3 separate regions of the Homo sapiens genome follow, and all the other regions are linked to region 3. Evidence: chromatin loops called from intact Hi-C (ENCODE). Cell type or tissue: endothelial cell of umbilical vein. All regions are shown on one strand. Links, peaks and the distances in the headings refer to the core of each region. The heading gives the core; the rest is flanking DNA. Region 1 has its middle 32 kb from the start of MIR3974. Region 2 has its middle 41 kb from the start of MGST1. Region 3 has its middle 160 kb from the start of RERGL.

Region 1 (10,694 bases), core at 2,618-7,617, 290 kb after region 3:
AAACTTCATTCAGCTAAGTCGGTTATCAGGCCCTCTCCCTGCTTTTCTTTTCTTTCTTTCCTTCCACCCATCCCCCATAGTAACATCTTTTTGTATAGCATAAATGTTTTCTTCATCATTCAGCCCCACGCATGATCACTTAGCTAGCAGACCAATTGCTGTTTTTGGAATATTATTTTACTCCCTCCTCTCCTCTCCTCCTCAATGACCCCAAATCCCTGGAGCATAGTTGATATATTTTTGCATCTACCAGGGTTTGTGCAAATAGCATGAATTTAAGTGTGTCAATCTGATCAGGTATAGCCAATCTGGATTGCTTGCACCTATGTACTCTTTTGAAAGTAGTATTGTGGCCAGGCACGGTGGCTCAAGCCTGTAATCTCAGCACTTTGGGAAGCCAATGCGGGCAGACTGCCTGAGGTCAGGAGTTTGAGACCAGCCTGGCCAACATGATAAAACCCCATCTCTACCAAAAATACAAAAATCAGCTGGGCATGGTGGTCCATGCCTGTAATCCCAGCTACTCGGGAGGCTGAGAGGCAGGAGAATCGCTTGAACCCAGGAGGTGGAGGTTGCAGTGAGCCAAAATCCTGCCACTGTACTCCAGCCTGGGTGGCAGAGTGAGACTCCATCTAAAAAAAAAAAAAAAAAAAAAAAAAAAAAAGAAAGAAAGTCATTCCATCTGTTGGTAAAGGAGAGTGTAGGGAGGTTACCTCACTCGGTATAAGCCTTCAGAAACCTTATCATTACCCATTGTTACAAGGTATATATTAAACCATCTGAAAGCCGCTTCTCACAATAGTTTTCCGCCATCTGGAATTGAGACATAACCCCTTTCATTCAAATGTATATAAAATTAGTGACATGCTCCCAAATCACTTCTTTTTTCTGATAATTCATGCTAACAGGAATTCATCAGACTCGTTCTTTGATGTCTTCATAAAGAACCCCAGCTCTAACCAGAGTAACCTCTGGAATCTGAGGTCACCTGGGTTATGATTGAATACAATGTCTTTGTTCAGTAATCAATTAAAAAAAAGTCTTTCTTTTTTTTCTGTTTTTGATGTTTGACGTTTAAAAAGATTTAAAAGTCTGTCTTTTTTTCTGTGTTTGATGAGGACTGCTATCACCAGCTAGGGAATAGCATGGTTTTATAACCTTCTTTAAACTTACATTATTTGTGTATTCACTTAGCTAATCTCCCTAGATCTAAACCTATTTCCCATAAATTCCACTGTTAAATCTTTCCCTCCATAGATGGAGTCAAGGTTTTTGCTACTTCATAACAAGAATACACTATTCCGGCAACAAACCCTCATTATGTTACACCCTCATTATGAAACCCTCATTTCTTATTAAAAAGTGTTTGAGTGATCATAATTTACAGGTCTAAAAGTTAATCATGCCTACTCTACCAATCTGTGTTGTCAAAAAGGGTTGAAATATTAAATCAGACTGAGGATCTTAACCAGGAACCAGATCTGCTCAGGACTCAAATGATACAAGCAAACATCAAGATATTCCCTGGAGGAACTCGAAATTTTCAAATTCAGCTCTCCAAAATATCAATTCTGTTCCAACCTGGTTGGCATTTTGGTGTAGGATTAACTATGAGGTTTATTAGCAATATATGCAAAAGCATTAAACTCAAAAATGAGCCATTTCAATTTTGAAATGTCCCTGCTTTGTATTCCACTAATTTGACAGCTTATGTAACTACTCTTCATTTCCCAGACATTCAAGTTCCACAAACCATAAATCCCAGATTTATCTACAATAAGCAGTCTAGACTGGTCAGGTATATCCACCTAAAATATTTTATAGATAAAGACTCCTAGCATGTTTCCATCAATGCACTCTATTAATATTTGCAAAGAGGTCTGTCCAAAGTCAGACTCCACCCACCACTCCAGTGTCCCTGTATGGAAGGAGTGTGCTACAGGCCTGCTGTTAATTCTTTCCTTCTTATTACTGGATACCCATGAACAATGAGGTTTGTTTCAGTAGTTTTAAACATTTCTGTCTAGAGCCACTTTGACCTTCTAAATAGACGGCCTGGAACAATTTCAAATTAGATAATAGTTTCAATCAGAATAACCTTAAACTGTTTCATAAAAATATTTGAGCAACTAAAACTCCTGACTGAATGAAAAGCCCCATCATTTTACTTCAGTGAATACATGAGAATTATTTGTAATTATGAATATTAGCTGTCTTTTTCAGATCAAATCTTTTACATTAAAACCCATTAAAACACTTGTTTTTTTAAAACATATTTTCAATTAATAGTATAATTCCAGGGAATGGATCATAAACTATGAATTAGTGGAAATTTGAATCAATTCAAGTTTCTTATAACAGTATTTTTTTACTTATTTCAATCTTTGGGAATTAGTTGCCTTATGAACATCTCACTCTTCATTCAGTTTGCTGGCAAATGGCAGGATTTCAAAATTATTTAGCAGTTTTTCCAGAGTGCCTTGTAATAAACCACTAGACCAATAAGATGTATTATAAATATACAAATAAATAAATTTATGAAACTTTGTTACATTATGATAATAAACACATTTATGAAACTTTATATTACGTTATGATATACATCTCATGGATCCAGAGAGCACAGTAGCATATAAAAGATTCTAAAAACTAACATTTCCCCAACTCTTTGACAATGAACATCCTTTTAACAAGCAAGCTGCTGTAGCATCTTCCAGAACTATCATCCTGTATGATAAGCTTCTGGAAATGGATAGTCTATAGAATTGATTTCCAGTTTCTTATTCTAGCATTCAAGTCTTCTTGACTCTCCAAACTTGTCTAGATGCCGCATGCTCTTTTTCAAATTGTCTAGTCTTCTCCTCGCTGTTCCTGATAACACCATTCACAGTCTTTCCTTGGAATCCTGCCTTATTATTTTTGCTGCCCTGATATATTCTTCTCCTTCCTTTCTCCTTCATTATATTTCATACTTCCTTCATCCTTCAGGTCATGTTCTGTTCCCCTGTCAGTCCTCTTGGTTTTTGTGCTTCTTACTGTCCTTACTGATGCCTGTCTTGGCTTGTTTTGATCTTAAATTCATTCATCTCCCTTTCTTATCTCTATTCTATGTTGGGAGATCATCACTTTTGCACGCTACATATTTAGGATCACTTTTCATCAGGCTTCCTACTATTTTCAGCCAATTAAAGACCTGCTCATATGACTGTAGGGTAAGGGTAAAGAAAGTGTCAGAGCTTTTCTCCTTGCTTCTTTAGCAATAGTGGTATCTGCTTCAAAGCTTCCCCTTCACCTAGACTGGTCTACCATGTATAGGCTTCTTTTGGGTGGCCTTGGTCTCTTCCTGTGTGTACTGTCAGTTCTGTCCTTTGATGATCAAGTAGAGGAGTGGTAGCAGCTTCTTGTACTTCCCAGCTTTTGAGTTAGGGTTTCTAATGCATTTCATGACTTGTATCCTAATCTCCTGTATGAAATTCCTTCTCTTTAAGAACGTAGATAAATCACTCCAAGCTGCTATTTCCTATTGTACCTTGGTTGATATACCACCCAAGTATTGTCTGAATTACCATTGGATAACTCCGTTATACTTTTCCATTACTTCTTTAAAATGTATATTGTCCATTTTTCTTTATAACAGGATTTCTGCACCACACTGCTTATGATAAAGATCTGCATGTAATATAAATTCACTGTGTAGAATGATGTTTTGAGATATGCAACAGGAATAGCTGACGATATTGCCAATTTTTGTGATGTGAGGCTGAAGTGGTAAAAATATTTCTGACATTTCTGATATTCTGATAACATTTCTAATCTTTTATTATATTAGTATATAATATATAACATACTAATATATATATTTGCTTTGTATTGCCACAAGCTTGCGCACTTCTAATCTTTATTTCTGTGCTCTAAACACCAATCCTACTTCAAGTCAGTGGTCACCTATTTCTTCAGAAAATTAGTAAATAAATTAATTCTCCCTTGAAATTGCCTCAGGAAACCAGAAGGGATGCTCTGTTTCTGTCTAAACATTTCCAAGGACATTGGCTCATTTGCCCTACTTGATGAACAGTCAACTATAATCTCTGGGTGGCTCATTCTTTTCTGTACAATGCAAAGTATAAAGAAAAATTGGGGGAAAAGCCCACAACACAAACAATTACCACAATCATCACATTTAGGACCCAGAAAGCAACAAATTAGCAGACAAAACACAGAGCTTATCTCAGGTTTCTTCTCATCTGTCTTTCTAACCCATCTCTACTTCTTTTTTTTCCCGTTTTACTCTGTGGAAACCAGTGAATCTACTATATGAAATAACAACAGAAAGTCTGAAATCACAGAAAAAGAGATGCTATCGTGGATTTGCATATACAAGTTAAATAAGTTGTATTTCTCCAAAGCATTCATTGGATTTTATCATCTACTCTGTTCCTTGTTGATTAAGGACGTTTTTTAATAAGCAATATTTTCCTTCTGTTAGGACATGTTTATGTTGCAAGGAGGACTAACACAATAGGAAAATCAATTTTGACTGCTTGCTACGTTGTTTGAGGAGCCCTCTGCAGTTTCTTTCCCGAGAACCAGCGGATAGATTTCTACAAGGTAGCCACTAGGTGGCAGCAGCAATGTAAAAGCACCACCGGCTGTAACTGGCAAATTACGAAGTTGTAGATTGTTTTTTTTGCTTCATCATTTTTGTTTTGCTTCTTTAGAAAACACACACACACACACACACACACACACACACACACACACACACACGCAACACACAAGAAAACTTGTATTACTTATGAAAAGAACGATTAAAAATAACAGTTGAATGTGTTCTGCTTTTTTATGCAAAGGTGAAAGTGAGCAGAGCTTAAATCAGGGACTCTCACGGGTGCCTGATGCTTCCAGACGCGAAGGTGCAAGAATAAACCAAACATCCTCTCAGGTATTTATCATCTAGACCAATTTTAACTTAGTATTTAACACTTGGACTCTTATATAATGGGGAAACTAGCAAAGCAAATCAACCCCCTTTTGGGGGACAGAAAGTTGTATGTTGTTAGAGCCACCACATAGAGTCCAGCATCTTCCACAATATTCAGAATACTCCTAAACTATTTTAAGAACCATTACATGGCACATGTATACATATGTAACTAACCTGCACGTTGTGCACATGTACCCTAAAACTTAAAGTATAATTAAAAAAAAAATAAAATATAATCAAATCTAGATAATTTCCTGTAATTAAATGAAAGCATGTTTTTGTTAATAAAATATTATAAACTCAAAAAAGAACCATTACAAAGCTAGAATCATTCAACAGCACAGTAATATTAAAAAAGTTTATTTTAATGAAATAGGACATATGACATACCTATGTAAAGTGAAATTTTAAAAAGACAACAGGTTATCACATTTACTATAATTTGTTATTTTTTCTCTTAAGCTAATGCATATATTTTGTAAATAAGACCTACACAATATATATATACACGTATATATATATATATATACGTGTATATATATAAAAATATTATAAAGGGTAAAAACCATGACAATGAATTTAGTTAAACCAAATCACACTATTAATACCCAATGACTTTTTTCAGTATCAAAATATAATTTCCAAAGAAACATATAGTTTATTTTATGTAATATATGTTTTATTTTTCCAAAGTAAAGTAGTATGTAATTTGTTTAAAATTTTTTGTCTTAAATCTGATTGAATATTGGCAACATATACACAAATGCTTCCTGGTGTAGTGTTTCAAGAGAGCTAAACTTCTTTCTTCCAGTTTCTACATAGGATTAGGCACAAGATGTGCAGTGGAAATACTGATTATGCCACAAGTTAGCAAAGACTTTGTTATAAAGAGTTCATGGTTTGGTGAGATGTTTTATTCCCATTGTGTTTCTTAGAATATATTCATCAGCATGCTGTAACTGTGAAAATAGATGGGGACACTGAAAATGTGAGTTCCTGCACAAACCACTAAGTAACTTCTGTTCGTAGTTTCTTTTTCTGAAAATTAGTACTTTGTGGTAAGTATAGTTTCATGAAACCCAAGTGAAAATTTTAAGATTCATTCTGTCTGAGGTGAAGCTCTATATTCTTATTTTTAACAAGATATCTATGTGGATCTGCAAATAGGCCAGATTGGGCACCTCTACTCCAGTGCCTTTCAGCACAGCAAATCTGATGCATCTATCCTGAAACTGTGCAGGTGAGTCAGGCTAAGAATGCTTCATTCTTTAGGAGAGTAAAGGTAAAATACTGGCTACTGGCCCATTGTCAACATGATGCTCTATTGAATTATGGTGGATCCCAGTGGGTCCTTTATCAGTATAAATAATCCTTCTGCACGGCTGGGATGCTCCATTATTTTCATCTTCTAAGGAGGTAACAGATATGAGAAGTCGCTGAAGAACAATAGAAGTAAGAGGTACTTTTTAGAGATGAAAGTATAATTAACAAATATCAGACTTTAACTTCATTTAGAGGCGTATTATACCAACTAGAAAGCCAACACTGCCAAAGCTGTCATTTCATTTATTTTTCAAATTTCCAAATATTTGCTACATGAGGATGGTTTAGAAAACTCTCAAGTTCCTATATATTTGCATAAATCCATGGGACACAACTGCTTAGATTAGGAAAGGAGTGGTTGCTTTTATTCTATAACTTTTATTAGCAAATAAGTTACCAATTGGATAGCAAACATTTTCCAACCTAAATTAGAAATGTATTTAATATAAAAATATTCCTTGCAGTACTTAACATTTAAATGCATTGCCACTGTATTATCAGTGAAGTTTCCATTGAGAGTATTGAGACAGAGAAAGAGAAAGAGGGAGAGGGGCATTGGAAGGGGCTTTGAAATCGGGATACAAGAAACAGCCATGGAAAAGCAACCAATTTTCATGATGGTTATAAAACTCACATGGGTACTCATTACCTTGTACATATATCCTTCAATCCTTAATGAAGAGTGCAGTATACTTAAGCAGCAGGATATACTTTTGATATCTATGCTACTTAAGGCAACGTTGAATTAGCATGGGTGGACTGACTTAGTGAGATGAAAACCTACCCCAAATTAGGCCAAACCCTTTGAAGAGATATGGAAATGAGAATGCAAAATCATTGTGAGAAAGGTGGGCTTTTTGTTCTTGCTTCTTTCACATCTCCTTTTCCTACATAGATTTTAAAAATAGCAAAGATTGAAAAATAACAGTATCTTAAGAGTAACAAAAACATCATAGGATGTGGTTTGGTCTAACGGACACAGAAGAACCCTAGATACTATACCTTTGCACTTAGCTTTCAACCTACAATGGAAGAGCATGCACGTTAAACATATGGGCTTTTCAGGTATTTGGGGGAATTTAATGGCATAACTCACTGTACTGAAAGAGAATCACACCTTCAAAATCTTGTAAAACTCTAGAAATATTCTCCAGTAGATTTTTAAGATTTTCAATAAAAGTGTTAATTATCCAAAGACCTGAAGGCTGTAGGAGATTACTTCAGGGATTAAGGTTTTCAGCTCTGAGTTGCAAGTGTATAGCTCATCTATGTTCAGCCACACTGAGCAGTCTCCAGGATTCTCTGGTTGTAGGTGTGAAGGAAAGATGTCAGACAGGTGAACCAGCTCAAAGCTTTAGGCCTGAAAACCTGTAACAAGGATTGCTACCACAAAGCAAAATACAGAACAAATATGACAACTGTAAACAGCAGACACTGAAGTCTACCTGAGGGAGAAGAGTGGGAGGAAGGAGAAGAGCAGAAAAGATAAGTATTGGGTATTGGGCTTAATACCTGGGTGGTGAAATAATCTGTACAACAAACCCTCATAACACAAGTTTACCTACGTAATAAAACAAACCTTCACATGTGCCTCCGAACCTACAATAAAAGTTTTTAAAAATAAGTAAATACAAATCTATTTATTCACTGACATATATTTTGTGTGTACGTGTTTGGTATAAGTAAAAAGCACCTATACCTGTTCAGTGTATAGGCTTATTGAATTAAGAAACCGAGGACAATTTTTTAGATAGAAATATATAAACAATGATGTAAATCTTAGGCACCACAATCTATATGATAAATCTAACCAGTTCTGACCTTGCCGCAAGAATATCCTAGAGTTCTTGAACTTGCAACTTCGTCAATATAACAAGATAATTTTTTGACGAAGATAAAATCCATACTATATAACAAGAACTTTATGCATTTAATCTCACATGTATTTATTACACAAACTACAAATGATATTCCCTGTGTTTAAATACCAATTTCTATTTTCTTTTCAACAGCCATTGCCAGTGTTGTTAAATGCAGTTTTTTCTAATATCCTCTTATGAGAAAAATTCAATTGGGGTATTATTTAAAATGCAAAATATTAGTTCCCATCAAGCTAGGTGTTAGGGAAACCATATATTTAACAAGTGAATTAGGAGGTATTTATATTCAAAGGAGTTTGTAAAATACTGACTAAAGGCTGAGAGCAGTGGCTTATGCCTGTAATCCCAGCAGTTTGGAAGGCTGAGACAGGTGGATCACTTGAGCCCAGGAGTTTGAGATCAGCCTGGGAAACACGGTGAAACCCCATCTCTACAAAAAGTACAAAAATTAGCCAGATGTGGTGGCATGCACCTGTAGTTCCAGCTACTCAGGAGGCTGAGGTGGGAGGATCGCTTAATTCCTGTAGGTCAATGCTGCAGTGAGCCGTGATAGCACCATTGCACTCCAGCTTGGGAGACAGAGTGAGATCTCATAAAAAAAAAATTGAATTACCTATCTGGAAAAGAAAAGAAAAGAAAAGAAAATACTGACTAAGGGAACAGTTCTGAAATAGTCTATTGCCTTCTCCTATACTCTACTTTGTTTTTCTCCCACCCAGCTTCTAGTAGTTAAATGCCTTATTTTGGTTATTCAACGTGCAACCTTCTTCCCAATTTGGTAGAGTCAATATTGTGTGCGAAACTGGTAAGATCCTATACCCTGCTATTACTTTGCAGGACACAGGGAGCCCAGCAAATCTTACCCAACCTCAACATTCCCAAGAATAAAGAGAAAGATGGACATTATAAATCTATAAATCCTGTGGATTTTAGACTTCACGAACCAATCCCTTTATGCTATTCCAAGCCTACTGTACAACGCACATTGTTCAACCTAGATTTGTGCTCAGAAAGGATGATTTGGCTTCCATGGAAAATTGTACTTTCCCCTATAGATTGTTGGTGGGAATGTGGAAAGTGCAGACACTATGAAAAACAGTATGGAGGTTCCTCAACAAAATTTTAAAAATAGGGCTATCATATGATCCAGCAATTCTTCTTCTGGGTATATATTCAAAAGAATTAAAATCGCGATCTTGAAAAGACATTTGCACCCTAATTTCCTAGCAGCATTATTCACAATAGCCAAGATATGAAAACAACTCAAAGCCCATTGACAGAAAAATGGATAAATAAAATGTGACAGTTACATAAAATGAAATACTATTCACCTTTAAAAAAGGAAATACTATAATTTGCAACAATGTGGATAAACCTAAGACATGATGCTAAGTAAAATGGGCCAGTCACAGAAAAAAAACTCACAACTACTGCATAATTCCATTTAGATGAGATATCTGAAATAGTCCAACTAATAGAAACAGGGAATAGAATGGGTTGCAGGGACAAGGAAGGAGGAAATGGGAAATTGTTGCTCAGTGGGAATGAAGTTTCACTTATACGAAATGAATAAATTCTAGAGATCTGCTGAACAACATAATACCTATAGTTAACAATACAGTATTTTGTACTTCAAAATGTGTTAAGAGAATAGATTTCATGTTATGCATTCTACACACACACACACACACACACACACACATACACACACACCCCACAAAATAACACAAGGACATTTTTGGAGGTGACAGATATATTTGGAATCTTGATTCTGGTGGTGGTAACATGGCGGTATATGTATGTTCAAATTCATCAAAATGTATACGTTAGGTTTGTGCAAAATTTTTGTACATCAATTATACCTCAATAAAGCTTAAAATTTTATGGGAAATTCTGCATCTGTTGCAGCTTCCTGAGTCTCTTATTCAGGTGGTGAGTGCCTGTCACTACATTCACCTGGTATACTGAGCATTTCTTCATGACAGAAGGGGGTGTTTTAATGTTCTATTAGGTGTAGTTCAAAAATCTCTCTCACTGAGAAGAAAAAGGGAGGATTTCTGCACTTGTAGGTCCTTATTTATTTATTTTGTATAACGGAAACTACTGTAAGACCTTCTTGTACTAAATATGCTTCTTCTGTGGAAAGTACTTAATCTATGCTCTTATCTTTGCCATTAAAAACAAAAGCAAAAACAACTTCTAGTCACCCTTACTACGTCAAATTCTCCTATTATAGCTTCCATAGAAGATTGTACCTCTTATGTCACTTGTCACCGTCACAATCTTACATGGTGAGTGTTTATTCAGCGATCATCTCTCTTAACTACTAGTTTTTATTTGGTTTTCAATGTAGGTAGAAACTATATCTTTATTACTTGCTTTTATAGCTTTAATGTCTCATAGCTTCAGGCACATAAAAATGTAAAAATGTTAGTAAGAACTCAAATGTTTTCAGAGTGTCATGAGCTCTGCTAAAAGCTTTATATGAATCAACTCATTTAATCCTA
Region 2 (9,793 bases), core at 4,794-9,793, 1.5 Mb after region 3:
CTGCTTCTCTTTCATATGACAGGGTAGGTTTCTCTATTCTTGACATTTTTGGGGAAAACTCTCCTACCACTGTCACCATTCACAGATTTACTGTGAAGCTAAGGAAGCAAAAATATCAGGGCCCCCTTATTTGCACAGGCATCTTCCAAAGGCCTGGCAGGGGCTCTGGCAATGTGTTTATGTGGTCATATGTCTCTAAACAATTTACAAAACTAAAAACAGGAAAGAGTTAAGACCACTGTCTATTCTCATTTTAACTTCCCCCTTATAAAACTTCAACTCATGATGGGTGACATTAGAATGGCCAAGAGCATTTTCTATATATGGTTAAGGGGAACTTGAGCTGGGAGTGCATTTCTAAGGTGTTTTAGTGGGATATAGATAAATGTCTATACCTATCTACCTACTATCTCTCTAGGTCCCTCTAGATAGATACAGATACAAGTAATTATATAATAGATATAGACAGTTATATATATACAAAAATGTATATTTCAATCTATCTATATATCTATCATATGTATACAGATATATCTTTGTATATATCCAGATAGATATATCTTTGTATATATCTAGATAGATATAGAGACATACAGAGATATAGAGACAGGAAAATAACTTGGCCGTATTCCAAAATGACTAGAAGACTATAAAGCCATATCCCAAAATGACTATAAGACTATAAGCAATATCTGTTTTTCTTATTTCTGGAACAAAAGTGAAGGACTGGAGTTGAGATTATGACTTGAACATATATTATTGTGTCAGGCATTCAAACTATGTACATACTGGGAGAAAAATGAAACTGAAATGTATGGAACTACCAGTTAGCCTGGGGAACATTCTTCCAGAAAGTTTACAGATAAAGAAATTTGATAGAAATCTTTCTAAATTTGTCAACAGTCCTAAAAGTTTGCATGATATTACTGAGAAAGTAATAAAACGAAACTTTCTGAGAGTGCCAATGAAATTAACCATGCTAGAGGCTAGTGGAAAGAATTATCTTGTTCTTACTATAGGAAATCAAATTACACAATCATCGTCATGTGAAGAGGCAATCAAAGAAGACGCAATGCAAATACGCAAAAAAGAATTCTAGAGATAAGATTGACAAGTAAAAATATTGCTCTTCAAAGCTGGAAGCTTCACATCACCCAACTTCAAATGATATTACAGGGCTACAGTAATCAAAACAGCATGGTAATGGTACAAAAAGAGACACATAGACCAATGGAACAGAATAGAGAGCCCAGAAAAAAGGCCACACACCTACAACCATTTGGTCTTTGACAAAGCTGACAAAAACTAGCAATGGGAAATAACTCCCTATTTGGTAAATGGGGCTAAGATAACTGGCTATCCATATAAAAAAGATTGAAACTGGACCCCTTCCTCATGCCACATACAAAAATCAACTCAAGATGGATTAAACACTTAAATGTAAAACCCAAAACTATGAGAACTTTGGAAGACAACCTAGGCAATACCTTTCTGGACACAGGAATGAGCAAAAATTTCATGATGAAGATGCCAAAAGCAATTGCAACAAAAGCAAAAATTGACAAATTGGATCTAATTAAACTTAAGAGCTTCTGCACAGCAAAATAAACTATCAACTGAGTAAACAGACAATGTGCAGAATGGGAGAAAATATTTGCAAACTATGCATCTGACAAAGGTCTAATATCCAGCATCTATAAGTAACTTAAATTTACAAGAGAAAAACAGACAACCCCATTAAGAAGTGGGCAAAGGCATCAATAATACACTGGATAAAGAAAATGTGGCACATATACACTATGGAATACTATGCAGCCATAAAAAATGAGTTCAAGTCCTTTGCAGGAACATGGGTGAAGCTGGAAATCATCATTCTCAGCAAACTAACACAGGAACAGAAAACCAAACACTGCATGTTCTCACTCAAAAGTGGGAGTTGAACAATGAGAACACATGGACACAGGGAGGGGAACATCACACACCAGGGCCTGTCGGGGGGTGGGGGGAAAGGGAAAGGGGAGGGAGAGCATTAGGACAAATAAATAATGTATGTGGGGCTTAAAACCTAGATGATGGGTTGATAGCTGCAGCAAACCACCGTGGTACATGTATACCTACATAACAAACCTGCTCGTTCTGCACATGTATCCCAGAACTTGAAGTAAAATTGAAAAAAAAAAAAAAGAAGTGGGCAAAGGACATAGACATTTTCCAAAAGAAGACATACATCTGGCCAACAAGCATATGAAAAAAGTTCAATATCACTGATCATTAGAGAAATGCAAATCAAAACCACAATGAGATTTCACCTCACACCTGTCATAATGGCTATTACTAAAAAGTCAAAAAATAAAAGATGCTAGAGAGGTTGTGGAGAAAAGCGAACACTTATGCACTCTTGGTGGGAGTGTAAATAAATTCAACCATTGTGGAAAGAAGTGTGGCGCTTCCTCAAAGAGCTAAAAACAGAAATACCATTTGACCCAGCAATCCTATTACTGGGTCTATACCCAGAACAATACAAATAATTCTACTATAAAGACATACATGTGAATGTTCATTGCAGCACTCTTTACAATAGCAATGACAGGGAATCAACCTAAATGCTCATCAATGACAGACTGGATAAAGAAAATGTGTACATATACACCATGGAATGATGTACATTATGTAGCCATAAAAAGGAATAAGAACAAGATTGTGTCTTTTATTGGAACATGGATGGAGCTGGAAGCTATTATTCTTAGCAAACTAGCACAGAAACAGAAAACCAAATACTGCATATCCTCACTTATAAGTGGAAGCTAAATGATGAGAACACATGGACACAAAGAAGGGAACGACAGACACTGGGGCCTACTTGAGGGTGGAGGGTGGCAGGAGGGAGAGGAGCAGAAAAGAATAACTATTGGATACTAGGCTTAGTGCCTGGGTGACAAAATAATCTGGACAACAAACCCCCAAGACATGAGTTTGCCTATATAGCAAATATGCATATGTTTAGAGTTTAAACAAATACTGTTTTTTTCTATAATTTGTAGCATGTGTTAGCTTTCTAAAGTGGACAATTTTTTTAAAAAATTCTCTACCCAGTTTAATATTTTAAATTGTTCTTTTTTTTTTTCCCCTGAGGTGCCCTCAAATTACATAAGGTTTAGGCCCCATAAAACCTGTATATGCCCCTGCCTCTATTACATTTCCTAACCAGAGAAATGTGTAAATGTCAGTCTTTGCTGGAGTTATTCTGACAAGATGTATTTAGGGCCTCCCTTTTGGAGCGCTTGCCACATAAATGTGAACATATCAAAATGAGCCTTCGTGTGTGAAATTTCAACCCTCTGACGGATGGAGCTGCAGTCTGTATTGCACTTCAACTCCCTTTTCACAAGAGCATTGCTCTCTTTTTCTCTTTTTCTACTTACGCAATCCTGCCTCACTCTTCATTACAACTTCCCCTTGGGAGCACCTGATCCAGTGCTTCTGGCTCTCATCACTCTATTTTGCCTCTACCGAGAGATCTCATGCCTCACTCCCAGCCACCTCTGCAAGCTCTTACTATGAAAACTCCAATATTGCTCACTAAACACGTGTTCATACTTCAAACCCCAATGAGTCAGCATCAGCTAATAACACCCTTCTTTCACATTCCAAACTCTCCCTCCATCTGGAATCCTTGCTTCTCTGTAGTCCCTCCTATGAGGTACTCATGTCATATTGCTGCACCTACCAGACCAAGGAAATCCAGGGAAACCCCATTTTTCTACTGGCTATCCTAAGAAGGGCAGGGAAAACCCAATATTTTAAATTGAAATTTCAAGAGTTTGGAATTTCAAGAGTAAGCAATGTTCCGTGCCGTCAATTTGACCCGACCCATGGAATCACAAAAAAGACAAAAAGAGACCTTATTTATTTTAGTTCAACTACAGTCTGGTTTAAATGGTCTTCTATAAGCAAAACAGGACACTTAACCACTATTCTCAACATTATTTTTAGGCAAGTTGTGCTCTTGCATTACAAATAACTGGCTCAATAAATGACTGTTGAGATACAAACTGTTGATGCATCGAGTAAACAAACTATTTCTTTTCAGTTTGTGAAGCTAAAATTTCCTTCTGTTATTTCTGTAATTGGAGCTGGTTGCTGGGTAAGCCATCACATTATCTATCACCTAGGTGTCACTATGGCTAATTATTAAAACGAATCCCAGTGCAAGGTATTTACCATCCCTATGCCACCTGTATTTGTCTTCAGATACGCAAAGTGGCACTTTACAAGATTAACTTAATTTCCCCAAGAAGGTTCAGAAGCTGAACTTCAAGAAGCATTCCTTCTCTATTGCTGTTGCTTCCTGGGATCATCCATGGTTTTCTGTTTTAAAGTGGCCTTCATCTGAGATTCAGTGTAGTTGCTCAGTGGAAGGTCCAGGCCTGGCCTAGAGCAGGAGTTCTGGAAGGACAGAGTACAGCTCCTGCCACATTACAAGAGTCTCCACTCAAGTCTCCTAAAGCTGCCTTAAGCCTCTCCAGTTCCTCGAGGTCCATTAGTTTTAATTTAAGGATGTAGAACTCAGCCTGTGATAATGCCTAGGCCAGTGTCGCTTGAAGGGTTCCACTAAGTGTTTCCAGTGTGTCACAAAATAAATACAGAAATTGAGAGTAAGCATTAAAAGGACACTTATAGCCAGCTGATATTGCTGTGACAACCAAGCATATAGTTAATTAACTGGTTTTAATAAACAGGGAATACAGTAGACACCAGTTATCTGCAAGTGTATATTTCAAGAGTCCAGTTGATGCCTGAAACTGTCAATAGTATCAAATCCTACTGGTAACAACTGGCCCCTGCCAGCTAGTGTGAGCCACCTTCAGCTCCGTGACGATGCTGGTGTAAACCAACCCACTGGGTTGCAAGTCATAGAAAAGCAAACAAGTAATATCCTAGGCCTCCACGTTCACTCCCCACTCACTCACTGACACCCACAGCAACTTCCAATCCTGCAAGCTCCATTTGTGATAAATGCCCTATACAAGTATACCATTTTTAATGTTTTCTACTGTATTTCACTATACCTTTTCTATGTTTAGGTACACAAATACTTACCATTGTGTTACAATTGCCTACAGTATTCAGTACAGTAACATGGTTGGTGCAAAAGTAATTGCAGTTTTTGTCATCACTTTTATGGCAAAAACCGCAATTACTTTTGCACCAACTTAATATGTCTATATACAGTCATGTATTGCTTAACAACAGAGATACATTCTGAGGGATGGATTGGCAGGTGATTTTATCTTTGTGAAAACATCATGGTGTGTACTTCCACAAACCTAGATGGTATGGCCTACCACATACCTAGGCTATATGGTGTAGACTATTGCTCTTAGGCTACAAATCTACGTAGCATGTTACTGTACTGAATACTGTAGACAAATTGTAGTGCAATGGTAAGTATTTGTGTATCTAAACATAGAAAAGGTACAGTGAAATACAGTAGAAAACAGCAGGGTGCGGCGGCTCACGCCTGTAATCCAGCACTTCAGGAGGCCAAGGCGGGCAGATCATGAGGTCAGGAGATCGAGACCATCCTGGTTAACACGGTGAAAACCCGTCTCTACTAAAAATACAAAAAATTAGCCAGGCGTGGTGGTGGGCGCCTGTAGTCCCAGCTACTCGGGAGGCTGAGGCAGGAGAATGGCGTGAACGTGGGAGGCGGAGCTTGCAGTGAGCCGAGATAGCCCCACTGCACTCCAGCCTGGGCAACAGAGCGAGACTCCATCTCAAAAAAAAAAAAAATGGTATACCTGTATAGGGCATTTATCATGAATGGAGCTTGCAGGATTGGAAGTCACTGTGGGTGAGTCAGTGAGTGAGTGGGCAGTGAATGCGAAGGCCTAGGACATTACTTGTTCGCTTTTCTATGACTTGCAACCCAGTAGGTTGGTGTGCACCAGCATCAACATAAAGAGGGGAGTAATGCTTTGCACTATAATGTTAGGACAGCTATGACATCACTAGGTGATAGAAATTTTCCAGCTGTATTATTATCTTATGGGTCCACAGCCATATATATGCTCCATCATTGACCAAAATGTCATTATGCAATGCATGACTGTGCTGTTTTTTTTCCCATTTATACATGTATGTCATGCACTATGATAAAGTTTAATTTATAAATTAGGCACAATAAAATAAAGATTATAAAGTTTGTAAAGTTTAATTTACAAATTAGGCACAGTAAAAGATTTAACAGCAATAACTAGTAACTAATAATAAAATAGAACAATTATAATATGCCAGCATTACTACTCTTGGACTTTGGGGCCATTATTAAGTAAAATACATGAACACAAACACTGCAATGCCACTACAATCGATCTGATCACCAAGCTGGCTGCTAAGTGACTGACAGGGTGGACAGTGTATATTGTGCAGAGACGCTTGATAAAAAGATAATTCACATCCCAGGCCGGATGGAGTTGGAAGTAGATTTCATCACTCTACTTAGAGTGGCACACAATTTAAAACTTACGAGTTGCTTATTTCTGGAAATTTCCATTTAATATTTTTGAACTGCAAGTGACCATAGGTAACTGAAATTGCAGAAAGGAAAACTGAGACAAAGGGGGCCTACTGTACACAGTTTGGGTGTTCGCAAACTCACACAGTGAGCGGCATACTGGTCATATACAGTAACATCAGGCATTGGCCTGCAAAAGATCAGAAGTAAAAACTATTTTTTAAAAGCTAGCTCGTAATTCTTCATGACAGATTGTTTTAGAAGCTTCGGTCTCAGTATTGAGAGTAGGCTGGGAGGCAGGAAAAGTTTAATGATGCAAGTTGGAAAGATCCCAGGACCTCTATAGAGATAATCCTGATTTCTGCACAGTCTGAGTAATTTTCGGCATTGCCATACCCTTGCACTCTAAATCCATGTGCTAGGGCTAAGTTGTGCCGAGTCCTAGCTTGGGTGACATGCCGCTATAAACTGCTTCTTCAGAGCCTGCGGAGCACTTTCCTTCTATCCAGCAGAGTAGAAATAACTTGCCGCGTGTACAGCACTGATGTCCAAAAGAAAAGTCACACAGGGACATCTAGTGGCAATGGGAAATCACCGATCTTCTCCAAAAGAGCTCAAGAATTTCCAAACCACAAACTGCTTGGATACTTTGGACTGGTTTATTGACCAGTGCAAACCTCGCAACCTAGCAAATTTGTCACTGCCTCCGAAGGCAAACAGGCATACAGGGAACTGAAATAGAGCTGGGTAGCCCTGGCCAAAAGGAGCCCACACCTAACGAGCCACTGAAAGACCAAATGAAGCAAAGAGTGAAGGCAGTAGGCAGATTCTTTAGGCAAGTGTGCTGAGAAGAGGGTAGATAGGAGACTCTCATTTTATGGGCAATTACTTCAATACTCTCTAGTTGGCTGTCAAATAGACTTGACTCTTAAGAGGTAGAAAAGACGCAAAACTCCAAAAGAAACTGTATGTATTAAAAGCAGCCCTCCAAACTTGCTGATCTATCAATTAGCATTTGCAGAACTCTTAATGAGAGTTACTTGTGAGCTCCACAGTATCGTGCCAAAGACAAATCAAAGTTAGCCACCCAGATTGAGGAAAAAAAAAAAAAAAAGAAAGCCCTTTGAAAAGAGACGGGCTTCTCCTGGGCTTTGATGGTAGGTCTGAAACTAAAAGAGATACAGTTGCATCAGATTATCATTGTTTGAAACAGACTTTTTCCCAGGCAGATGTGCAAATAAATTGTTAATAAAATAAGTATAAATTTAGCCGGTAAAAATTATAGTGGATTTTACTTGAGAAAAATATTGAAAGCATATAACCACTGATTTTTGCCATTTCTATGTGTAATAAGATCAAATATTATATACAATTCATGCACACAAATGTAGTTTTAAAGAAATCATGTGATTGATGTAACCTCAGAGTTCTTCCTTCACTTCCAACCTCCCTCCACCTAATGACAAAAGAAATTTTAGACTTGCCCCATTCACACTGATTACAATGGTCCATTGCAGCAGAATTCATATTGCAGTTCAAACTATTTCTTATTAAAATTTCTCTTTTCAAGATTCTCCTCCTCTCCAAAATAAAATTTGGGCACAATAAGAACTTTATACTGGGGAGGCGATCTTTAGTTCCAAATTATATTTCTTCCCTGGCTTCTGCTTCTCTGAGTTGCAAATAGTTTCTTCTGATCTGTCCTATCTAAATCCATTCTAGCAAGTCCACGGTGGGTGAAATCCATGGGCTGTTTTCTCAGCATATCTAGCACCTGATACTATTTCCCCTTTCCCACCTAACTCCTGTTCCTTCTTTGGCCTCTACCGTTACTCTACAACTCCACCTATAGTCTCTGCTGTAACCCCAGCTAGAGTTATCCCTCACTACAGGGATCCCTGTGATAGGCCTACTGCTTCGCAGCCATCAGCTGCCTTCTGCATCCCACAAGGAGCATGTCAGAACTCCAGGAAGCTGCGTACAAAAGTACGTCAAGAGATACTTAGGGGTTTTCTCTCTGGAACTCACCCCTGCAAACTACCTGACCAATATTACTATGCTTTTGGGCATCCCCTATTGCACTTAGGTGCCCTGTGATTGGGATTCTTCCCAGAGTTTGGTATAATAAGTGAGATATATTGGTTTTCTAGAGCAATTCATACCAAATTACCACAAACTTAGCGGCTTAAAACATAAATTTATTATCTCCCAGTTCAGGAGGTCAGAAACCTGAAATCAAGTTGTTGGCAGGGTTGGTTCTGTCTGGATTCTCCAGGGCGTCTGTTCCTTGCCTCTCTCCTACCTTCTGGTTGCTTGCAACCCTTGGCATTCCTTGGCTTGGGGCTGTGTAACCCCACTCTCTGCATCTGTCCTCACGTGGACTTCTCTCTGTGTCTCTGCATCTGTTTCCCCTTCTCTTCTAATTATTTGCCATTGGATTTAGAGCCCAATCTAATCCAGAATAATCTCATCGAGATAACCTTAACTTAATTATGTCTGCCCAAACCCTTTTTTCCACAAAAGGTCACATTTATAGGTTCCAAGGATTAGAAGTTGGATACATTTTGGGGGGCAGGAGGGCACATTTAAATCAATTACATGGGGCATATCCTTCAATAGGGTGCCTATCTTCTCACAAAGGCCAGAGATGGGTAAGTTCCCTCAGGGGACCCCAGCAGTATCCCAACCCAAGATCCATTCTCTCTGAACCCCCTCTTTTTGTACCAGAGGAATTTCTACTTTTTGTCCCTTTTCAATGAAGAATTCCCCCTGTTGCACCTGTGTTAATTCCTATTTGTGGGCTTCTTGAATAGAAAATGCCTCCTCTCCTCTTCCCTTTGGTAATAAAGTCTCAGGGCATAGTGTTAATGAAAAAAAATGCAACAAAAACCTGTATGGTTTAAGAAAGAGATTATGCCATTTGTAATCATATTTTAAAATAATATCTGTATTATACATGTGCAGACACACACAGAATAGTATGTTATATTATGATATTGTCCCCACATGGCAACATCTTAACACAAACTTTAAGAAAGAAACTCAGGTCCGGGTATGGTGGCTCACGCCTGTAATCCCAGCACTTTGGGAGGCCAAGGCGGATGGATCACCTGAGGTCAGAAGTTTGAGACCAGCCTGACCAGCATTGAGAAACCCCATCTCTACTAAAAATACAAAATTAACCAGGTGTAGTGGCACATACCTGTAATCCCAGCTACTCAAGAGGCTGAGGCAGGAGAATCACTTGAATCCGGGAGGCAGAGGTTGCGGTGAGCT
Region 3 (10,694 bases), core at 3,194-8,193:
ATCCAAATTGATTCTTTGACTAGATTATACACACTGGCCCAATTACAAAATGTCTACTTTACTTTGTTAGAAAGAGAATAGAATTTATATCTGCCACTTTGTTTCTTATATAAAAATAGTAACACATTTCAATTACTTATTTACCTGGATTTTATATTTAATACTACCTACCTATAAGTGCACAAAGCAGATTCATCAACACTCTTTGGTTCAGGTTTCACCATAAAAGTGCTGATTTACCTCCAGGAAAATTTTTTGTAATGGCTGGTTTATAGAAATTGAAAATGTTTTTAGCCCAAACATTGGAGCCAGTAATTTTGTGAAAATTCAAAAAGTCACAGGCACAATTTATATGTACGTGAACGTATGCCTGACTGAAGGTTCAGCTGCCATTTACAACAGTGAGGTTATTCTTTTTGCTAATGGTAAACTCTGGATAGTAATAAGATAGAATTGTAGGCAGCATGGCATTACTTAGGGTAAGCTATGTTATCTCCAGACACTGAATAGAAAGGAGAAAACTTGTTTTTGTTTGGTTGACAACCTTATATTCTATGTTGCTGTAGAATTATCTATTTACTTCAGAGAAATAGCTCCTCTTTTTATTCCCAGTTTCATTTTTCAGAATTTCTTACACTATATTTTTAAAATAACAAAAGCAACTGTTATTAAAGTGATTATTTAATCATTTATCCCAAATGTATTTGTTCAGTCTCTACTGTCAGTTAGGCTATTTTAAGGAAATAGACTTTCTGTTAAGAATAATGGAAAGCTATTAAAGGAGTTTAAGTAGGAGAAAAAAAATTACATAGCTAATGCTGCATAAAGAATGACCTCAAAGCTTAGTGGTTTAAATCAATGACTTTATTTATCTCAATATTCTACAGGTCAGCAATTTAGTCTAGGCTGGGATCCTTCATGCATCTACTATCAACTGAGAACCAGCTTTGCTAATCTTAGCTGGGCTCTTTCTACCGTTGGAGGACTCCACTGGGGTAACTGAGCTTATTCACCTAGGCTCCACACTCTTTTATTGTCTAGCAGGATGGTCCGTTATGGAGAAAAAGACCTCAAGAAAAGTAGTAGAATACACACAAGGGCTATTGAGACATGGGTTCAGAACTGGCAAGTTATCATTTCTTTCACAATCTATTGGCCAGAGTACATTACAGGACCAACTGAATTTTAAGAGGTGAAGAGAGAAATTCTCCCTTTGATGGAGGAACTGTAGTGTCACAGCCATTGTTGTTGCATTTCCCCAATTGTTGTAGCCCCTCCTGCTGCAGCTGAAGTGACTTCCAGGGGATTTGAAGAGACAGATTTCTTCCCTACTTTATTTTTATTTATTTATTTTGGTAGCCACATATCAAAATTTATGACATTCAAAAAAAAAAAAACTGCATATATGGGGAAAATTAGAAAGTGAGTCAACATTCCCAGGGAAAGGTAAAAGCTCAGAAAACACCTAAGAAGGCCTTAATTTATATTTCATGCTAATCCTTGGCACAGAGACATTCTAAAACAATAAAAAAAAAACAAACAAAAGAAAAAACAATAACAGAAAGCAACAAATTCTATGGAAGGATGTGAATTTGATTTTCAAAGTTAGCATGCTTTTATTTTATTTTATTTTGTTATTTTTTTGAGACATTCTTGCGCTCTTCCCTAGGCTGGAGTACAGTGGCATGATCTTGGCTCACCGCAACCTCTGCCTCCCGGGTTCAAGTGATTCTCCTGCCTTAGCCTGCTGAGTAGCTGGGATTACAGGCACTCACCACATGACTGGCTAATTTTTGTATTTTTAGTAGAGATGAGGTTTCACCATGTTGGCCAGGCTGGTCTTGAACTTCTGGCCTCAAGTGATCTGCCCACCTTGGCCTCCCAAATTGCTGGAATTAGAGGCATGAGCCATTGTGCCTGGCCCTAGATTTAAATGTCTATCTTTTAGCCAAAAAAAATATAAAGCATACAGAAAAGTATTGTCCTTTCAAGTGCAAAATAATCAGAAATTATCCCTGAAAAAGACCTGATGACAGATCTACTAGACAAATATTTAAAACAACGTCTTAAAGATGTCTAGCTCAAAGAACTAAAGAAAGATGCGGACAATGTTAATAAAACAATGTTGGAAGAAAATAAATATATTAATAATGAGATAGAAAACCTCCTAAAAAGAAACCAAAAGAGATACATTACCTGAAAAGTACAACAATTGAAATAAAAAAGATTATTAGAGAGACTTAGAGGCAGATTTATGCAGGATAAAAAAAGAGTCAGGGAACTTCACAGGACAATGGATATTATCAGGTCTCAGGAACAGAAAGAAAAAAAACAGAAAACATAAACAAAACTGAAGGTATCTGTGTAACTGGAGAAAAAATTAAGACCAACACGTACACTGTAGGAGTTTCAAAAAATATTTTAAATAAAAGGACAGAGAAAATATTTGAAGAAATAATGGCTGAAAACTTCCCAAATTTAATAAAACATGTGAATTTAAACATCTAAGAAGCTCAACATATTCCAAGATAAACTCAAAGAGACCCACAAAGACACATTCAAGATGGCAGAGAAACCTAATCAAACTTTCAAAAGTTAAAGACACAAATAGAACATTGAAAGCAGCAAGAAAGAAACAACTCATCGTACACAAAAGATTATAAATACACTTATAATCAGATTTCTTATCAGAATTTTGAAGGCTAACAGGCAGTAGGCCAATATATTCCAAGTGCTAAAGAAAAAACAAACAACAAAAAATATTGCAATCAAAAATCCAATATCCAGCAAAACTGTTTTTCAAAAGTGAAGGAGAAATAATATGTTCCCAATAAACAAAAGCGGACGGAGGTTTACCCTGAAAGAAAGGCTAAAGGGAATCTTACAGGGTAAAATGGAAGGACACTAGACAGTAACTGGAAGATGTGGGAGGAAATAAAGATCTCAAGCAAGGCAGGAGAGTCAGAAGTACAAAATGAATTTCACTAGCTTACACTCAAGGTCTCAGCAGGGCCACACTCTCTCCAGAGGTTCTTGGGGGAATCCATTTCCTGCCTCCTCTTATCTGGTGGCTTCTGGTGGCTGCCATCATTCATTGGCTTTTGGCTGTATTACTTCAATCTCTGTATCTATGGTCACATTGCACTTTCTTCCTTTGTGTGAATTCTCTCTCTGCCTCCCTTTATCTAAAGACATTTGTGATGGCATTTGGGGCCTACCTAAGTAATGTAGAATAATTTCTCCATTTCATCATTTGTAACTTTATCACATTTACAAAGTCTCTTTTACCATAAAAAGTAACATTCAGAGATGCTAGGAATTGGGATGTGGATATCTTGGGGATAAATTTTTAGCCTGTTATAGGCATCAAACTTTCCCAACCATACTGATTATTTCTGAGCTGGCACTCCCTCTTCATCACATAAGTGGCTAAAATAAGTTTATGGTTTAATACCTGTCATGCATATGTGACCTTTTAAATTCTACAAGTTGAATTGGTTTTCTTAAGAGTTTAATCATAGACTGTGGGATCGAGATTCAAACTTCAAACTGCATATATTCAAAAATTGGCTCATCTATAAACAAGGTGTCTGAACTTGGGGTGTTCATTTAAACTCTTGTTGCCACAATTTCTTCATTTACAAATGAAAATAATTATTTCCTAAATCAGATGTGAGGATTAAAATAATTCATGCATGTAAAGTGCATGCAATAGTATGTAGCGCATTGAAAAGAATTATTATCAAATTAAAAAAGAAAACACATTGAATCAACAAGATTCTTAGATTTCCTTCTCTCTAGTCAATATAATTACTAGTGTTTCACTATTTCTTTGTTTTTCACACCCTATGACTAAGGTGTAAGTGAGATGTTTTGTAAAAATAAATATAAAGATATATATTTTCTTTTTGAGATCCAAAAAAAAAAAAAAAGAAAATTTATCTGGGAGACTGTATATTTGACTTGAAATTCTTTTAACTAACTTGAACCACGAAGTTTTAAACCAAGCATTTGTCATTAACAAAATGTAATGTGTATTTTTATCAGACATATCGATTTTCTTTTTTTTTTAAAGCAGAAGCTGTGATCGGGAAAAGTAACATAGAATTTGTGCCTTCAATTCTTCAATTGCTAAAAGCACTAATTTCAAAACGTTTAATGTGTGCTTACCAATATTTAAAAAAATAACTTTTTAAAGCCTTATAGGTCTTATTTACTTTAACTTGCTGTTGACATTTTGGTATATCATTTGATTTCTATTAACTTTTTAGATAATAATATTTCAATTTGTGTATGATAATCTGTACTGTCCAATAGTTCTTCCATGATTGTCTTCACGGAAGGCTAGTACTTCAGAAATGGTCATATCTGCAGTACCCAAGCTATTAGCCACTTGTAGCTACTGCACTCTTGAAATGTGGCTAGATTGACTGAATCACTGAATTTTAAATTTCATTTATTTATTTATTTATTTTGAGACAGAGTTTCGCTCTTGTCACCCAGGCTGGAGTGCAATGGTGCAATCTCGGCTCACTGCAACCTCCGCCTCCAGGGTTCAAGCGATTTTTCTGCCTCAGCCTCTCAAGTATTAGTGGCTATGATACTAGGCAGGACAGATCTAGATTTAAATCTAACTATGTTGAAAAATACACTTAATTATTTCATATTTATATTTCTGAATATTATTCAACTCAGTGACCTAAATGACACTCTGGGCTTCAGCGTGGTGTAGAGGAATGATAAATAAATATTTTGTTTATACTCTAAGATTGACTTTAATGAGAAAGCTTTTTTGGAGAAAAATTTTTTTTAGGACTGTGGAAATACACATTTTTAAAAAGCTTTCTATATGTTGGTACCACAGAATTATGAAAAAATAAGATATCATAGTGGGAAAAAGGTAATGATAAAATATGAAAATACTATAGTGTTTTATTTGGTAAAAACTAAAGAAAACACAATTCAAAAATTAACAATTTATAAAAACTCAGGCACAGAGTTTTTAAGACAATGAAAATATTCTGTATGATACCCTAATGGTGAATATATATCATACATTTGTCCAAGCCTATAGAATGTAAAACACCAAGAGTGAACCCTGATAAATGTAAATTACAGGCTTGGGGTGAATGCATATGTGTCAATGTAGGTTTATCAGTTGTAACAAATGTTCGGTGCTGATAGGGAATGTTGACAATGGGAGAGGCTATTCATGTGTGGGATAAGAAGCACATGAGAAATTTTTGTGTCTTCAGCTCATTTTTGCTGTGAACCTAAGACTGCCCTAAATAAACTCTATTAAAGTAAATATATATATACCTGGAAGCATCTATATGAGTTAGATAAGGCAATCTTTTAGATTAATTTTAGCAAATATTTCCATATGTATGAAATAAAGATTGAATTACTGCTGTAGTATAAAGAGCTACTCATTGTTAGGGTCAGAGTTAAACCACATGTTCTGATGCTGCATTCTGTTTATTTTTTATATATAATTTCTGCAAATACATCTGTAGCAATAAAGTAAATGATATTCTAAAACAAAGTATTTGTCTTATTCATCACACCAACCTAACAAAATCTAGTTTTCATAAAATTTGCACTTCTTGCAAATTGTCTGCAGACAGCACTTGATAATAGTATCTGAAAAGGTAAAAACATTTGATAAATATATTAGAATCATAACTATTTGATTATGTTTAGTAATAAATATATTACTACTACTCTAAAGATAAATGGAAAAAAAGCATACTTTGGAGTCAGCTTTCCAAAAAATAAATAAATTACAGAAAGTCCTTTCATAAGTCAGAAATGTTGAATAAACTTAAATGATAATACTAAATAACCATACAAAATAAATGTACAAGCAATTCATAAGTTAAAAAGAAAGGAATTCCAATTCTAAAGGTAAACACTTTCTAAAATAATACTTTAATTTTTGTTGAATGAATAAAATATAGATCTTTTTCAGTTGATTTGTTTTTGTGGATATCTGATCTCATGTGAAATGTTGATTCCAGTCCTTTTGAAGCCATTTCCTTACTTTAATTGCATTGCAAAGGTGATTCACAAAGTAAGCATACATCGCATGCCAGAAATACAGACCTCATGATTCATAAGTTTGGATCATTTTCCTTCAAAGGCCAAAAGATGGTGCTGCTGTGTAGCTGAGTTATCATTCCTCAATAATCAATAGGCTTTCACCGTTTAATTCCACTGCTAAAATGGCGGAAATACATCTGTCATAAGAGCAAGTAAAACAGATCTAAACATGCAGTGATACAAATCAGTGGCAAATTAACTTAGGGTGGTACCCAATGATAATTGGATTTAGTGAAATCTGACAGTTGTATAGTAGCAAAGAGATTTATAGTCTCTTTTTGTGTTCTGAGAATTCAGTTTAGATACTCCTTGTAAAGAAGTTACAGATTAAGGAGAGAGAGAATGAGTCTTTGAAGAAATCAGTCACCTTATGAGGCTGGTCTAATGAGTCAAGTATTATATTCTCATTTTACAAATTTAGTAATTTTGTCATACCAGAATAAACCTCAAAATTGTTATTTCAAAACTATAAACTCGGTATCATTATGACTAAACCATAATACTATTCATTGCTGTCAGTATATTATTCAAAGCCAGACTTTTCCTGTTTTATTAATTTTAATTGTTATGCTTTATCACATCTGTATAGTCATTGTTTTCAAAGTGAAATAATTCTACATGGCTTATAATAGGGAAAAATTAAGAAAAAAATTCCCTCACACTTAGAGAATTCCAAATCTTCACTCCTGAGATGACATCATTAAGAAAAGTTTTCTTTCTGTATCGTATTATGCTATATGTCAAAAAAACATGATTATTCTATTATTTCTTGATTTGCTAGTGTTAGATGTATCTATTGACTTTCTAATGCAGAAGAGTTTTCTATTTACTCTACTTCATACACAAGAGAGTTGTGCCATACTTTTTATTTAAATTAATAATTAGTGTTTTTATTATGATTGTGTGAACACTATTCACAGTTGAACTATATATACAGTGTACTTTGATTACTCCTGATTTCTGTACAGTTTTGTGTTTTCTAGGAGATTATAGTCTATAGTGTTTTCTTAATACTGAGTATTTGTTACAATAGGTAATTTATAATCTATCTCCAATCTCTACTGAAGTATTAATTTCTCAACACATTTAAATACATACTCTGGTTAATCAACTAGTTTTTCTAGGAAGCATTATTCCTGGAATCCTCTATTCTTCCTTGGTGCTGAGGAATACTACATGCCTTTCTTCCTAAAATGTTTTCTTTCTGTCATTATTTACCTTTATCCAGTGTTGATTTTTTGGTTTGGATACTCATTTTCCCTGTCTTGCTTGCTCAGTTTTCCAGTTTCTTATGAAAAGTCCATGTAAAGTAAACTGACATGATTATCTCACGCTGCCTTTATTTTAACCTAAAATTGATTAATACATTTCTCTCTCAGATTTTGAGGTATTTCTCTATTGTCTTTAGGAAATTAGTGCTTCTATTGATAAAATTAATACTCATCTTTTAAATACTTTTTAGATAACATGTTTTATTTTCTGGAAATTTAAAAATTTTATTTTTTGTAATTCATGTTATTTTGAAATTTTATGGTGTTGAAACTCAATGTATGTCTGCTTTTGTTAATAATCTTACTTGTCTCTTTGAACTCTTTCAAAGTAGAAATTCATTTTTCTACTCTCTAATCTCAGATATACCTGACAATTTTGAGTTCAAATTTCATTTAAAATTCTCTATAGATTAAATCACCATTTTCTTCTTCTATTATGGTAAGGTAGTTATTCTAATATGTGTCATCAGAATGTATCTAAAGGTCGAACTGTTGCTTGTATATGCTTTCTTTTAACATTTTACTTTAATTTCTTACAGAGGTATAATTAACATACAATAAGCTGTGCATACTCAAAGTGCACAATCTGATAAATTTTCGTGTATGTACACAATGGAATCAACCATAACCACAGTAAAGACCATGAAAATATCCACAGCCCCAAATGGTTTTTTTTTTTTTTTTTTTTTTTTTTTTTTACTAGCAATCTACTTAGGAGTTAGAAGTGTAAATTTTTTACATGTGTATACTGTATTTGTGGTGAAGCCTTTAATAGTTGAACATTGTACATAACATAATTTTTCAAACCTCACCTACCTCCCACCCTCTCATCTTTTGGAGTGTTCAATGTCTATTATTCTACTCTGTATGTTTATGTGTACTCATTACTGAGTTACCACTTATAAGTAAAACATGCAGTATTTGACTTCCCGTTTATGAGTTATTTCACTTAAGATGATGGCCTCCAGTTCCACCTATGTTGCTGCAAAAGACATGATTTCATTCTTTTCATGGCTTAGTAGTAGTCTGTGGTGTGTGTGTGTGTGTGTGTGTGTGTGTGTAATGCATATTTTTATCCAATCATCTACTGATGACCATTTAGGTTGATTCCATATCTTTGCTATCGTGAATAATGCTGTGATAAAATTACAAGTGCAATGTCTTTGTGATGTAATTTTTGTTGTTGTCATTTGTTTTTATTCCCTTTGGGTATATACCCAGTAGTGAGACTGCTGGATGAACTGGTAGTTCTATCTTTACTTCTTTGAGAAATATCCATACTGTTTTCCAGAAAGGTTTTACTAATTTACATTCCCATCAACAGTGTGTAAGCATTCTCTTTTCTCTGCATCCTTGCCAACACCTGTTATTTTTTAACTTTTTATTAATAGCCATTTTAAATATCTAAGATGATATTTCGTTGTGGTTTTAATTTGCATTTCTCTGATGATTAGTGATTTTTTTAATGTTAGTTGGCTGCTTTTATGTCTTTTAAAAATACCTGATCATGTCCTTAGCCCACTTTTTAATGGGGTTACCTGCTTTCTTCCCTTGTTGAGTTCCTTGTAGATTCTGGATATTAGTCTTTTGTTGGAGGCATAATTTGCAAATATTTTTTCCATTTTGTAAGTTATCAGTTTACTCTATTGAATGCTTCTTTTGCTGTGCACAAGCTTTTTCATTTCAATAATCTCTATTTGTCTATTTTTGGTTTTGTTGTGTTTGGTTTAGAATTTGGTCATAAATAATTTTCCTAGGCCAATGTCCTGAAGAGTTTTTTTCTAGGTTTTCTTCTATGATGTTTTTAGTTTCAAGTCTATGTTTAGGTCTTTAATCCAACATAAGTTACTTTTTGTATGTGATGAGAGGTATGGGTCCAATTTCATTCTTTTGCATACGGCTCTCTATTCTATTTCACTGATACTACTGTCTACACTTATACAAGTTCCATGCTGTTTTGATTACTATAGCCTTGCAATATAATGTGATCCTCCAGTTTTGTTCTTTTTGTTTTGCTTAGGATTTCTTGGGCTATCTGGGCTCTTTTCTGATTCCACATGAATTTTATATTTTTTTTTTTCAAATTCTGTGAAAAGTGATCTTGGTAATTTGATAGAAATTGCATTGTATCTGTAGATTTCTTTGGGCAGTATCCAATTCATGAACATGGAATGTTTTTCCATTCGCTTGTGTCATCTATAATTTCTTTCATCAGTGTTTTGTAGTTTTCCTTATGGAGGTTTTTACCTCTTCAGTTAAATATATTCCTAGGCATATTAATTTTTTTATAGCTATTGTAAATAGAATTGCTTTTTCGATAGAGTCCCAGGCTAGATCACTCTTGGTGTATAGAAACACTGATTTCTGTACATTAATTTTATATCTTGAATTTTTAGTGAATTTATTTATTAATTCTAAGAGTTTTTTATTGGATTCTTTAAGGTTTTCTAGATGAAAGATTATATCCCTAGCGAACAGGTTTATTTTGACTTCCTCTTTTCCAATTTGAATGTTTTTTATCTCTTTCTGTTGCCTGATTGCTCTGGCAAGGGCTTCAAGTGCTATGTTGAATAGAAGTAGTGAAAATGGGCATACTTGTCTTGTTCTGGTTCTTACAGAAAATGCTTTCAGCTTTCCCCCATTAAACATGCTGCTGGCTGTGGGTTTGTCATATATTGCCTTTATTTTATTGAAGTATGTTTCTTCTATGCCTAGTTTGTTGAAGATTTTTTATTGTTAAGAGATGCTGAGTTTTATTGAATGCTTTTTCTGCATCTATTGAGAAGATGATTTTTGTCCTTAATTCTATTTATGTCATATATCATATTTACTGATTTGCATATGTTGAACCATACTGGCATTCCTGGGATAAATCCTATCTGATGATGGTGTATTATCATTTTGATGTCCTGTTGCAGTCAATTTGCTGACATTGTGTTAATGATTTATTGCATCTATGTTTATTATGAATATTGGTGTGCAGTTTTATTTGTTGTTATGGTGTCTTTGTCTAGTTTTGGTATCGGGGTGATATTGGTCTTGTAGAATGAGTTAAGGGGAATTTGTTCCTCCTCAATTTTTTGAAATATTTTCAGAAGGACTGAAATTAACTCTTCTTTGTATGTTTGCTACAGTTTAGGTGAGAATTCATCTGGTCCCAGGCATTTTTTTTAATTTGGATTTTTTTCATTACTGCTTCAATCTTGCTACTCCTTATTGATCTGTTCAATATTTATATTTCTTCCTGGTTAAATCTCTGGGAGATTGTATGTATCCAGGAATTTATCCATTTCCTCTAGCTTTTCTAGTTTGTGAAAGTGT

What was found. Peaks named below come from ENCODE experiments on the same cell type or tissue, not always from the same donor. Only the 100,000 strongest peaks of a DNase experiment are listed, where the experiment ranks them.
Region 1: it touches region 3 in a loop (7-fold over the local background); 7 of 110 quality-filtered maps call a loop at or near these places.
Region 2: a loop joins it to region 3, with 12 times the contacts of the local background. A loop is called at or near these places in 2 of 110 quality-filtered maps.

The regions. Positions count from the first base shown.
Region 1 is chr12:17,636,135-17,646,828 of GRCh38, reverse strand. No RefSeq gene overlaps it. Among named protein-coding and RNA genes, the nearest start is that of MIR3974, 32 kb to the left of the region's middle. In endothelial cell of umbilical vein, for the core only: a CTCF peak has its summit at 4,616 (motif pointing right); a DNase peak (open chromatin) is centred at 4,618.
Region 2 is chr12:16,383,531-16,393,323 of GRCh38, reverse strand. It overlaps a transcript of MGST1 not described here. Among named protein-coding and RNA genes, the nearest start is that of MGST1, 41 kb to the right of the region's middle. RefSeq lists an enhancer at 9,780-9,793. In endothelial cell of umbilical vein, for the core only: a CTCF peak has its summit at 7,131 (motif pointing left); a DNase peak (open chromatin) is centred at 7,073.
Region 3 is chr12:17,924,608-17,935,301 of GRCh38, reverse strand. No RefSeq gene overlaps it. Among named protein-coding and RNA genes, the nearest start is that of RERGL, 160 kb to the left of the region's middle. In endothelial cell of umbilical vein, for the core only: a CTCF peak has its summit at 6,114 (motif pointing right); a DNase peak (open chromatin) is centred at 6,131; H3K27ac peaks cover 2,763 bases.